Linked DNA regions of Homo sapiens: all the other regions are linked to region 1. The links are chromatin contacts, found by Hi-C or POLR2A ChIA-PET in ENCODE. All regions are on one chromosome and are shown on one strand. Each heading gives the region's core, a stretch centred on a gene start or an enhancer-like site at or near the end of the contact. The rest is flanking DNA. Distances are from core to core; before and after follow the strand shown.

Region 1 (2,526 bases), core at 18-2,517:
CAACATAGTGAGACCCTTTTCTCATTTTTATAAAAAATAATAAATACAGCCTATCAAACAACTTGTCTCCCAAACTAACACCTTTCTCTGCCCCATCCTCACCCCTGGCACAGTCCACCAAATCACATTCACCGAAAATTACTGTACAGCTCCACCCACTTTCTTCACACCTGCCGCCTTGTCCCACCCCTACCAATCCCTTGTCCCCAGGAGATTTTCTGCCACAGATTTTGCAAGTTCTAAGCAGCCTCTCTCCCCTTCCTTCATATTTAAGTTTGCTCTGCTGTCTTAGCATCATCTTTCAGAAACTCTCCCAAGCACAACCATCCCATCCTTCCACGTTTTTAAAAAATACTTCATACCCCAAAGCTAGCAAACCTCCTTCTTATTCCAACATGCGATCCACCCAGATACCTCTTTCCCATCACTGCAATCGTACCTGCTCCTCACATGCGCCTCAATGCCTCCCCAAACCCCTCAACGCCTCCCCAAACCCAACACTCTGCACCGCTTCAACTCTACTCCACATCCACCACACCCAAACCCACCTACTCTGCGCCCAGACAACTGCAATCTCGCCTTCGGTATCATCTCACCTGCCCTCACACACCCCTCGGTCCGCCTTCCACTTCTCTCAAATTGCATCCCTCCCTAACTCTCCCTCTGCACCTGCTTCTACACCTTCAGCTTCTCCTCCCACCCAACCCTCACTAGTCTTCCTCACACCCTCGCCGGCCCCCCACCGCTCCTACCAGTTCACTCCCACTCAGAAATTCCCTCTCAGCCCCCGCCTTCCGACTCCCCGAACCCCGCCCCCACCCGATCCCGCCCCGCCCCCCTCCGCCCTCGAGCCCCGCCCCCTTGCCCTAGAGCCCTGCCGAGGGGCGGGGCCTGTCCCTCCTCCCCTTTCCCCCGCCCCCTACCGTCACGCTCAGGGGCAGCCTGACCCCGAGCGGCCCCGCGGTGACCCTCGCGCAGAGGCCTGTGGGAGGGGCGTCGCAAGCCCCTGAATCCCCCCCCGTCTGTTCCCCCCTCCCGCCCAGTCTCCTCCCCCTGGGAACGCGCGGGGTGGGTGACAGACCTGGCTGCGCGCCACCGCCACCGCGCCTGCCGGGGGCGCTGCCGCTGCCTGAGAAACTGCGGCTGCCGCCTGGAGGAGGTGCCGTCGCCTCCGCCACCGCTGCCGCCGCCGCCAGGGGTAGGAGCTAAGCCGCCGCCATTTTGTGTCCCCCTGTTGTTGTCGTTGACATGAATCCGACATGACACTGATTACAGCCCAATGGAGTCTCATTAAACCCGAGTCGCGGTCCCGCCCCGCCGCTGCTCCATTGGAGGAGACCAAAGACACTTAAGGCCACCCGTTGGCCTACGGGTCTGTCTGTCACCCACTCACTAACCACTCTGCAGCCCATTGGGGCAGGTTCCTGCCGGTCATCTCGCTTCCACATAAACACACCCCTCGACCCATCATCCCCCCCTCCGGCACCACCCCGGGGGAGGGTCCACTGCCAATACCAATCAACAGACCGCTGGGTCCGCCTCTTCCGGGCACCTATTGGTCCAGCCCTTTTTCTCTCTCCTAGATACCGCGCCACCTCTACTTCCACCTACCCGCCCCCTCCACCTCTAGGAAAGGATTGGGTCTACTCGCAGCAGAGGAGCGTAGCCTTATTGGCTGCAGACGACGCCAATCAGGAGGCCTTTTCCCTCTCCCCTCCCCCACTCAACCCCAAACCCCCTAGCCCGCAGCTAAAGTTTGTGTGAGAGCTGATCGCTGGCGGCGGCCGCAGGATTTAGGGGTGGGCGCGGGCGGGCGCGCGCGGGCGGGCACGCGAAGTTAAAATTCGAGGTTCTCAGTCGCCAGCTCCTTCGGTGGAGTGTGCGGACGGGCGCGCCGCCCGGAGCGTTCCATCCCGCCCCCTCCTCCACCCTCTCTCCCGTCCCGTCCCGTCCCGGGCGACTACTCGCCCGCCCCCTGGCTCGCATCCTTCCCCCCCCAACACACCCCTACCCTGCCAGCCCCAGGCCGGGTGCAGGCAGAACGATGTCGCTGCAGCCTCCTCGCCATCCCATGCCTCGGGGGAGCAAGCCCCTACCCACCGGGCGTGCACCCCCCGGCTCCACACTCGCCCGTGTCTGCAAGCACGTGCACCGCTCGCCGCTGCCTCCGGCCACCCGGGTCCCCGGCTAACCTCGCCTGCAGCCCGGCCAATCGCTCGCTGCCCTTTGTTGCTGCAGCCTGGGTCTCCCCGCTGCCTTCCTCAGCCTCCGCCTCGTCCTTTGCCAGCCGCCCGGGTCCGCAGCGCCGCGCTCCCCCCGCCCGGGACCCACCGCCGCCGCCTCCTTCTCCTCCTCCGCCTCCTCCTCCTCGGCTCCGGGCTGCAGCGCACAGAGCCCGAGGCAGCGCCGCCCAGCCCCGCTCCCCCCGCGCCGCCCGCCAGCCCGCCCGGCCTGGCCGGGGGCGCAGCCCGGACCCCGCCCGCCCCAGTCTCCGCCCCGGGGGTACCTGCCTCCGCCCCGGGGGGC
Region 2 (2,526 bases), core at 10-2,509, 950 kb after region 1:
TAATATTATTGTTCCCAGCCGGGCGAGGTGGCTCATGAAGCCACCTCTGTACTACATACATACTTCATTACTTCATGTATGTACTACATACATACTTCATTACTACAACATAATGAAGCCCCGTCTGTACTAAAAATACAAAAAAATTAGCCGAGCGTGGTGGCGCGCGCCCATAATCCCAGCTACTCGGGAGGCTGAGGCAGGAGAATCGCTTGAACCCAGGAGGTGGAGGCTGCAGTGAGCCAAGATCGCACCACTGCACTCCAGCCCGGGCAACAGCGCAAGACTCCGTCTCAAAAAAAAGATTCAGTGACTTACCCCAGGTCACAGAGCTGATCAGTGAGTTGCCTAGAAATCCAATCCAGGCAGTTTGATGCAAGTTCACGCTTAGACAGCTATGAGATAGCTCTACTGCCCCTTATACCAGTCAATGCATCACTACAAAATGTGGTAGGTGCCAGAAAATAAAAGTACGAGGGTGCCTTGCAAGAAAATGGGGATTTCCCCTTTCTTCCACTTTCTCTTCTAGCCCCCACTGCACAAAGCCTTTTCAAGTCTTCCTACTTCACCCCTTTCATTTCTGGCCGGATAGAGAATACTCTTTCATCTCTGCAGTTATGGTGCAGGAAGGCAGAGTCCTACCTGTATCCTTGCCCCTGGCCTGGTCTCCCTGATCAACCCGCGCCTGAAGGGTTTCTTTCTAATAATGGCCCTGGTGCTTGCGCAAGTCTAGACTGTCAGCTCCCAGAGGGAAGGCGGCTGGCAGCTGGCTCTGCGCAGGCTGGGGGCGCCTCCCGGGCGTGCAGCCTGGCACAGGCTCCTTGACCTTGGCTCTCTCCCCACGTGCTAGGAGCCCGGTTGGGGGCTCGGGACCCGCGTGTAGGACCCGTCCAGAGAGGTCAGTGGTCCAGACTCCTACACTCCTAACACATGCACCCTCGCATGCACGTTCCCGAGCCCGCGCGGGGTCCGCCCCGGGACAAGCCCATAAGTCGCGAACCTTCCAGCTCCGTCTGCCCAGACAGGTGGCCCGGAGCGGGGACCCCCTCCCCTCGGCTGCCCCGCGCGCCTGGCCCAGCGAGGGCGGCTCCGGGGCGGGGCGGGGCCGGCGGCGGGAGGCCCCTCCCCGGGGGCGGGCCGGGGGCCGGGCGGGGGGGGGGACTGGCGGGGCCTGGGGGCGGGGCGGGGCGGGCGGCGCGGGGGTGTCCCTCCCTCCCTCGCTCTCCCCGGTAAAGTCTCGCGGTGCTGCCGGGCTCAGCCCCGTCTCCTCCTCTTGCTCCCTCGGCCGGGCGGCGGTGACTGTGCACCGACGTCGGCGCGGGCTGCACCGCCGCGTCCGCCCGCCCGCCAGCATGGCCACCACCGCCACCTGCACCCGTTTCACCGACGACTACCAGCTCTTCGAGGAGCTTGGCAAGTACGGCCCGCCCGCCGCGGTCCCCTGCCTGCCCTGCCGCCCGGGAGCTATGCGGCTTCTCGCCCCGCCCCCCGGCCCTGCACCGGCCGCTGCGGCTCCCCCTCGGCCGCCCCACCCCCGCCTTTCCCGCCCGCCGCCTTCGGTCCCCGCGCCCCCCGCGCACTGCCCCGCATCCCCCTCCGCGCCCTGCAGCAACTGGCGGGGCCGCTGCTCCCCACGCGCCGCCGCGGACACCGCAGACCCCGGACCGCTCCCGGGTGCCCTCCAGCCCCGCCCCTCCGCACCCTTCAGGCGCCCCCCTCCCGACCACCTCCCAACGCTGCCCGGTTGCTCACTCCGCACCCTGAACCCAGGTCCCACGCGCCTCGCACTCAGGACCCTCCCCAGCCCTGCAGCCCTAGCTCTGCTGCGGAGCCCGGGCGTGGGGGGGCTGTTTGGCGCCCGGCCCCGCCCCCCGCGGGTGCCGCTCCAGGCTCCCAGCCCCGCGGCTGGGCAGTGCTGCGGCACCCCCGTCCCCTCCCCCCACCCCTGCAGTGGTCCCGGGAGCCGCGCCGCAGCCTCAGCATCCCCCTCCCCTCCGCACTGAGCTGGCCGCTGCAGCAGCCCCGGCCCCCCACCCCCACCCGCGGCGCCGAGCCCGGCCACTGCAGCCCCCGCCCCGCCCGCCCCCCCAGACGTTTCCAGAGCTCAGAGTGCGAGCTCCCGTTTGACGGGGACGTCAAGGAAAATAGCATGGGAAGGGGAGTTCTTGATGTCTGACTGTGTCCTCTCTTCCCTTGCTGTCAGTTGAGCCGGGATGCAGTGAGATGAAACCGGCTGTGGGGGGGTTTGAGCCTCACTTTGCCCCATGGTTGAGGGAGATTTCTCTTTCAGGGGATGATACCCTCTTTTTAATCTTTCCTTCCCCGACCTTCAACTGTTCCTGCTGAGAGAAGGGCAGGGTCTCTCTGCTCCCTTCTGCCCTGGTTCTCTTGGCCGGGACCGCAGGGCTGTCTGAGATGCAGCAGGTGTGTGTTTTCAGCATCGCCCACCCGCTCCTGATGTGCAGCCTGAGGTGGAGGCTGTTGCCTTGCCCAGGGACTGGATGAGGGGGTGGGAGCGCGGCACGC
Region 3 (2,526 bases), core at 15-2,514, 830 kb after region 1:
CCTCCAGGAATCACCTCGGTTATGAGTCACAGCTGTGGGTTACAGGGGTCTGCAGAGCCACCAGGAAAGTTGTGGATGGGGAGCGGATGCCCCAGCCTTCTCTCCGGCAGGGGCGGCAGATCCCAGATTCCACAGGCCTCTCCCAACAGCTCCATCTTGCTTCCTGCCAGGAGGAGGGGCCAAGGAGGGCCCCCGAGTCTAGAAAGGCCCCAGTGGGAGGAGGCCGTTTGACAGCAGGTAACGCCAGGTGAAAATGTCCACAGGAGGGAATGAAAGGAAGGGCAGCAGGGCTGAGCGGAAGGAAAAACCGGGCTTGTGGTCACGAATGACTGCATAAAGGTGTGAGAGTGCCAGAGGAGTGAGCATAAGTAAAATGCCCAGGAGGGAGGAGGAGGCGACAGAGAGTGAGGCAAGTGAATAAAAGGGCGGAATACAGGGAGCTCTGGGGAGCGGGGGTGGGCGAGGCGGGTCTCAGGGTGAGGGGCAGAAGTATTAGAAAGGAGGACAACGTGGCTCAAATAAGGATCCCTAGAAGAGAAGGCAAGGGATCCGTGGGAAGGCCCGCTCTCCCTCCCCCGCACAGCCAGATCGAGGAGGCCTAAAAGGCGCTGAGAGCGAGGAAGTCAACGTGGGGGCGAAGCCTGCGCGGGGCAGGGACCCTCGGACATCCCAGCAACTCTCATTTATTGGGTGTCTGCTGTGGGCCACACGCCGCGCGAGGCACTCCACGAATAATACCTCGCCATATCTTCACGACAAGCCCGCAAGGCAGCCTTTTTCATGACTGCTCCCATTTTATAGATGAGGACACTGAGGCCCGGAGAGGCTCAGGACTCGCTCAAGGTCACAGGGCGGAGAAGAGGCCATTCGAACCCTCGGCGCCTGGCTCCGGAACCCACGCGGAAAGCCACGGCCAGCGAGCCGGCCACAGGCAGCCGCGACGCGGGCCGGGGCCCCGGGGATACCTCCCGCGCCCGCTCCCGCGCCAGGCCCTGCGCGCTCACCCGGACGAGGTTGCTGACGGCCGCCTGCACGGCGGCCACGGGCGCGGTGAGGTCAGGAATGGCTTTGCCGTCCACCTCGCCCTCCTCGTGCATTATCACCAGGTGGGAGATCTGCTGTGCCACCGGCTCCAGGATGCTCTCGATCGTGCGCGTATGAAACACTGGCATCGCGGCGGCGAGCGGGGCGGCGAACCGCGGGCGACAGAGAAGTAGGATCCACGGGGCCGGGAACCGGCGAAGAGACAGACTGTGCAGCGACTACGGAGTCGGGGCTTCCCTCGGCGTAACCAGCCTCACGGGCTCCCCGCCCCCTCTCGTCGCCGCGCCCAATGGCAGCGCAGCTCAGACCTGGGCCGCCACTCCTACTGGTCCCTTTTCGAGATGCTCCGCCCCAGCCACCGCGCCGCCAAACCCCGCCCCTCCCCCATTCCTAAGGGAGGGGCCTGGGATTGGGGCTGAGCCGCCGGGATTGCTACCGGATTCCCGAGCCCTAACGCCGGGCGCTCCTTATAAGGGCATGGTGGGAGCGGAGCGGGCCGCTGGAGCCGGCTGGTCCCGCCCCCGGGCCGCCTCCCGCCTCGGATCTGGGGGGCTCCGCCCCTCTGCAGAATCACCTCAGCGGGGCGGGGTCTCCTCACCTCAAGCGGCGCTAGAGTTTGATGAGACCAAGGGGTCTCCCACGTCCCCTCCTCAACTTTTCCCTTCACACGAAACCCTCAAAATACTCCTTCCATTCCCTCCCAGCAATGCATGGGAAGGTTTTTAGTAAAAGATTCAAACAGCAGAGGTGCACTGAGAAACAGCAGCGTCCCATTCACGTAAACGCAGACTCCGCCCCCTGCCCTCCTCAAAGACATTCTGTTTAACAGCTGGGTGTGTAGCCTTCTAGACTTGTCTATAGATTCACTTCTACATATATATTTTCTAACTAAATGAGATTAATAAACATTTTCCTGGAACTAGGTATGATTGCCCTTGATTAAAATGCCCTTATCTTTCACTGCTGGTAGAGGTCTACCTCATTCTTCTTAATGACTGCATGATATTCCATTGCATGAAATAAAACTATTTACAGAACCAATTTCCTACTCATGGACTTGGGTTGGGTCCTGGTTTTCACTATTAAAAAACAATTCTGCATGAATTGTACTTACCCCTGTGCTGTGCATCTGTGTATTTATCTAGCGCAAATGCCTACCAGGAAAGAGAAAAACGCAAAAGTATATGCATTTTATATTTTGATAGGTAAGACCAAATTATCCAGTTCCCTCACGCTTTGTATAAGACATCTTCCAGGCCGGGCGCGATGGCTCACGCCTGTAATCCCAGCACTTTGGGAGGCTGAGGCGGGCGGATCACGAGGTCAGGAGATCTAGGCCATCCTGTCTAACACGGTGAAACCCCGTATCTACTAAAAATACAAAAAAAATAGCCAGGCGTGGTGGCGGGCGCCTGTAGTCCCAGTTACTCATGAGGCTGAGGCAGGACAATGGCGTGAACCCGGGAGGCGGAGCTTGCAGTG
Region 4 (2,526 bases), core at 19-2,518, 580 kb before region 1:
GGAAATCTCCCGTGTTAGAAGTTGCCGCCGCTGGTCTCGGGTACCCGGAGCCGCGCCCGAACTCCGCGACCCCAACAGACCGAGGCTCCCAGAGGTGGAAGGGCGTCTCTCCGACACCGAGAGGGCAGGCGCACACTCCAGGCCTGCGCGCCCCTCTCGGCGCCCTGGGCGCACCTGCGCACTTTACTCTCGCTATTCATTTTCCTGACACCGTGCGCCTCTTTCATTCTTTTTCTTAGAGCCCCCACCCCACCCCCATCCCAGGAGGCCGCTCCTCTTTTCCCCTCCTCCAGTTCCCTCTCAATCTCCTCCTTCCTCTCCGTCTCTCTCTCCCTCTCTCTTTTTCCCTTCAAGTCGCACCCGCCTTGTAATCAGCAACAAAAGCTGACATAAATCACGGGAGGATTGACAAGAGCTGACAAATAACTGATTGATTGCGGTCGAGGAACATTGACAATTGATGGAGGGGTGGAGATGCCCAAAGAAGGGGGGGAGGGAGGAAAACAGGGTGGGAGAGTAAGAATGGGGGGTTGGGGGACAGACTGAGGGTGAAACAGAGGAAACATGTGACCCCCGCTGCTGCCCCAATCTACGCGTCCCCGGGCGTCACGTGGCCGGGAAGGGCGGAGAGCCCAGCGCTCCTCGCGGTGTTGAGCCGCCGCCGCTGCGACTGCCCATCTAGCTTCTGGTTTCTCCGCCGCGGAATCTGAGGAAATTAGAGCGGGCGGGCGGGCTTCTTCCAGCTCCGGCTCCCCACCTTGCCTTCTTACCCTGGTGGCTGCGCTGCGCCGCGCGGGATCTCGATTACTGCGAAGGAAAAAACACTGGGTGTGCAGGTTCCCTTCGCCCCTGGAGTTGACAGTCCGGCCGGTGTCCACACTCCCACCGGTGCTCCTTCTGGACACCCCCCGCAGTCTGTTCCTCACGCGCACCCCCCTTCAAAAGAAGGTTTCAGTTTATTTTCGAGCTGGGGAAAGGAAGAACGACGAGGAGGAAAAAAGAGGGAGGCGGCGGATGGCAAACGTAGAATAAATGTCCATCTCGTCCTCCCAGCGAAATCGAGGGAGGGGACACACAGGGGGGCGGCGAAGAGGGAGCTGCCCATTAAAACCGGCACTGAGAGTCCTGGCAGCGGCGGCGGCGGCGGCGCGGGACGCGTCACATCCCCTTGACCCTCCAATCACCTCGGGCTCCCATTTGATTGGAAGGCGGCAAAGGCTTTAATCTCCCCCTTGGTGCAGCTGCTTTTGAAGTGAGTTTCCTCGCCAGAGCCCCGGCTGGACACGCAGCGGCTCGCATCGCAGAGCGCAGCGCCGGCGCGGGGCCGCGAGAACGCAGCGCAGGGGAGCAGCCCGAGGCGGACACCGCGAGCCGCCCGGCACTCCCGCAGTCCAGCCGGCTCCTCTAGCCCGGCCACGGCTCCGCTGCGGGCCACCCAGGATTACTCGCGTCTGGCTCCAGGCGCCGAGAAGGCGCGCTGGGCGCCCGTGGCCGCCGCGCCAGCTCCTCCTCCTCCCGCTGCTCCTGCTCCCGGGGCGAGCGCGCAGCCCCGAGCCCGCCCCGCGCCTCCCGGAGCCCTCCCCCCCGCTGCTCCCATGCGCGCGGGTGGGTCATGAGCACAGCGCCCTCGCTTTCTGCCCTAAGAAGCAGTAAGCACAGCGGCGGCGGCGGCGGCGGAGGCGGAGGCGGCGGTGCAGACCCTGCCTGGACCAGCGCGCTCTCTGGAAATAGCTCCGGCCCCGGCCCAGGCTCGTCCCCGGCCGGCAGCACCAAGCCTTTTGTGCACGCCGTGCCCCCCTCTGACCCCCTGCGCCAGGCCAACCGCCTGCCAATCAAGGTGCTGAAGATGCTGACGGCACGAACTGGCCACATTTTGCACCCCGAGTACCTGCAGCCCCTGCCTTCCACGCCGGTCAGCCCCATCGAGGTAAGGACCCTCTCTCTGGATCGCACTGGGACCACTACCCTGGCTGCCACCCTAGGGCTTTCTTTTTCTCGGGATCTGGGCGGAGGTGGGGGGGTCGGAGTGATTCAGCTCCCGAATGGGGGAAGAGGCTACTGCTTCCGTACCTCAAAACTAGGGCGGAAAAGGGGGAGGAAGTGGAATGGGGCGTGCATGCTAGGGAGCAAGGCTGCCAATACTTGTTTCTCCTTTCGATATGAAAGCCCCTACCCCGACCCAGGCCCCTTCACTCGGCACCGAAGGCAGGCGGAGGTCTGAAATACGGTTCCAAAGTCGCCGTCCTTCGTATCCGCAGAAGCCAGTGTGTGCACACAGCCTCTGAGGCGCCAGCCGCCCGAGCCCTTACTCTGAAGAATTAAGGAGTGTTTGTGGGGAGGGGGTACAGTTCTGGGTCTAGGAACCGAAAACCAAAACATTTTGCTCTTTAAAAATCTAGTTAGCGCTCAGAGAGGGCAGGAAAGATGCTGCTGGGGGTGGTGGTTGGGCGGGGGGAGCAATCTGCTGCCTTTCCCAACGGCGAGAATGTTTGTGAGTGGGTGTTGAAGAGGGGGTGCCGCCTAGAA

What was found. A loop is a pair of places that touch in the nucleus more often than their neighbours do. ChIA-PET counts read pairs that join two places held with the same protein, here RNA polymerase II (POLR2A). Pooled maps may share reads with other maps.
Region 2: a map of CD8-positive, alpha-beta T cell shows a loop between it and region 1 (26-fold over the local background). The contact joins the promoter of CAMK2G here to the promoter of KAT6B in region 1. A Hi-C loop is called at or near these places in 4 of 168 maps with a recorded cell type or tissue (CD4-positive, alpha-beta T cell and CD8-positive, alpha-beta T cell), 1 of 37 single-sample maps with no recorded cell type and 17 of 50 pooled maps. POLR2A ChIA-PET finds 5 or more read pairs at or near these places in 1 of 52 experiments (AG04449).
Region 3: a map of CD8-positive, alpha-beta T cell shows a loop between it and region 1 (19-fold over the local background). The contact joins the promoter of VCL here to the promoter of KAT6B in region 1. A Hi-C loop is called at or near these places in 4 of 168 maps with a recorded cell type or tissue (CD4-positive, alpha-beta memory T cell, CD8-positive, alpha-beta T cell and naive thymus-derived CD4-positive, alpha-beta T cell), 1 of 37 single-sample maps with no recorded cell type and 15 of 50 pooled maps. POLR2A ChIA-PET finds 5 or more read pairs at or near these places in 2 of 52 experiments (Caco-2 and PC-3).
Region 4: a map of PC-3 shows a loop between it and region 1 (4-fold over the local background). The contact joins the promoter of ZNF503 here to the promoter of KAT6B in region 1. A Hi-C loop is called at or near these places in 1 of 168 maps with a recorded cell type or tissue (PC-3), 1 of 37 single-sample maps with no recorded cell type and 9 of 50 pooled maps.

What each region holds. Positions count from the first base shown.
Region 1 is chr10:74,825,341-74,827,866 of GRCh38, reverse strand. It overlaps KAT6B (lysine acetyltransferase 6B), which reads right to left and starts at 1,267. Exons shown (of 18, transcript NM_012330.4): 1 at 1,082-1,267. RefSeq lists silencers at 802-1,201, 1,892-2,091, 2,202-2,301, 2,412-2,526 and enhancers at 1,417-2,188, 2,189-2,526.
Region 2 is chr10:73,873,288-73,875,813 of GRCh38, reverse strand. It overlaps CAMK2G (calcium/calmodulin dependent protein kinase II gamma), which reads left to right and starts at 1,259. Exons shown (of 23, transcript NM_001367534.1): 1 at 1,259-1,417. The coding sequence starts at 1,353. RefSeq lists an enhancer at 537-646 and silencers at 867-1,146, 1,157-1,316, 1,377-1,546, 1,807-1,866.
Region 3 is chr10:73,996,854-73,999,379 of GRCh38, reverse strand. VCL (vinculin) reads right to left here and starts at 1,264. Exons shown (of 22, transcript NM_014000.3): 1 at 1,005-1,264. The coding sequence starts at 1,172. RefSeq lists enhancers at 312-963, 1,036-1,235 and silencers at 916-965, 1,296-1,655.
Region 4 is chr10:75,400,506-75,403,031 of GRCh38, reverse strand. ZNF503 (zinc finger protein 503) reads left to right here and starts at 1,268. Exons shown (of 2, transcript NM_032772.6): 1 at 1,268-1,927. The coding sequence starts at 1,613. It overlaps ZNF503-AS2 (ZNF503 antisense RNA 2), which reads right to left and starts at 1,504. Exons shown (of 2, transcript NR_024421.1): 1 at 771-1,504. RefSeq lists an enhancer at 1,766-2,266.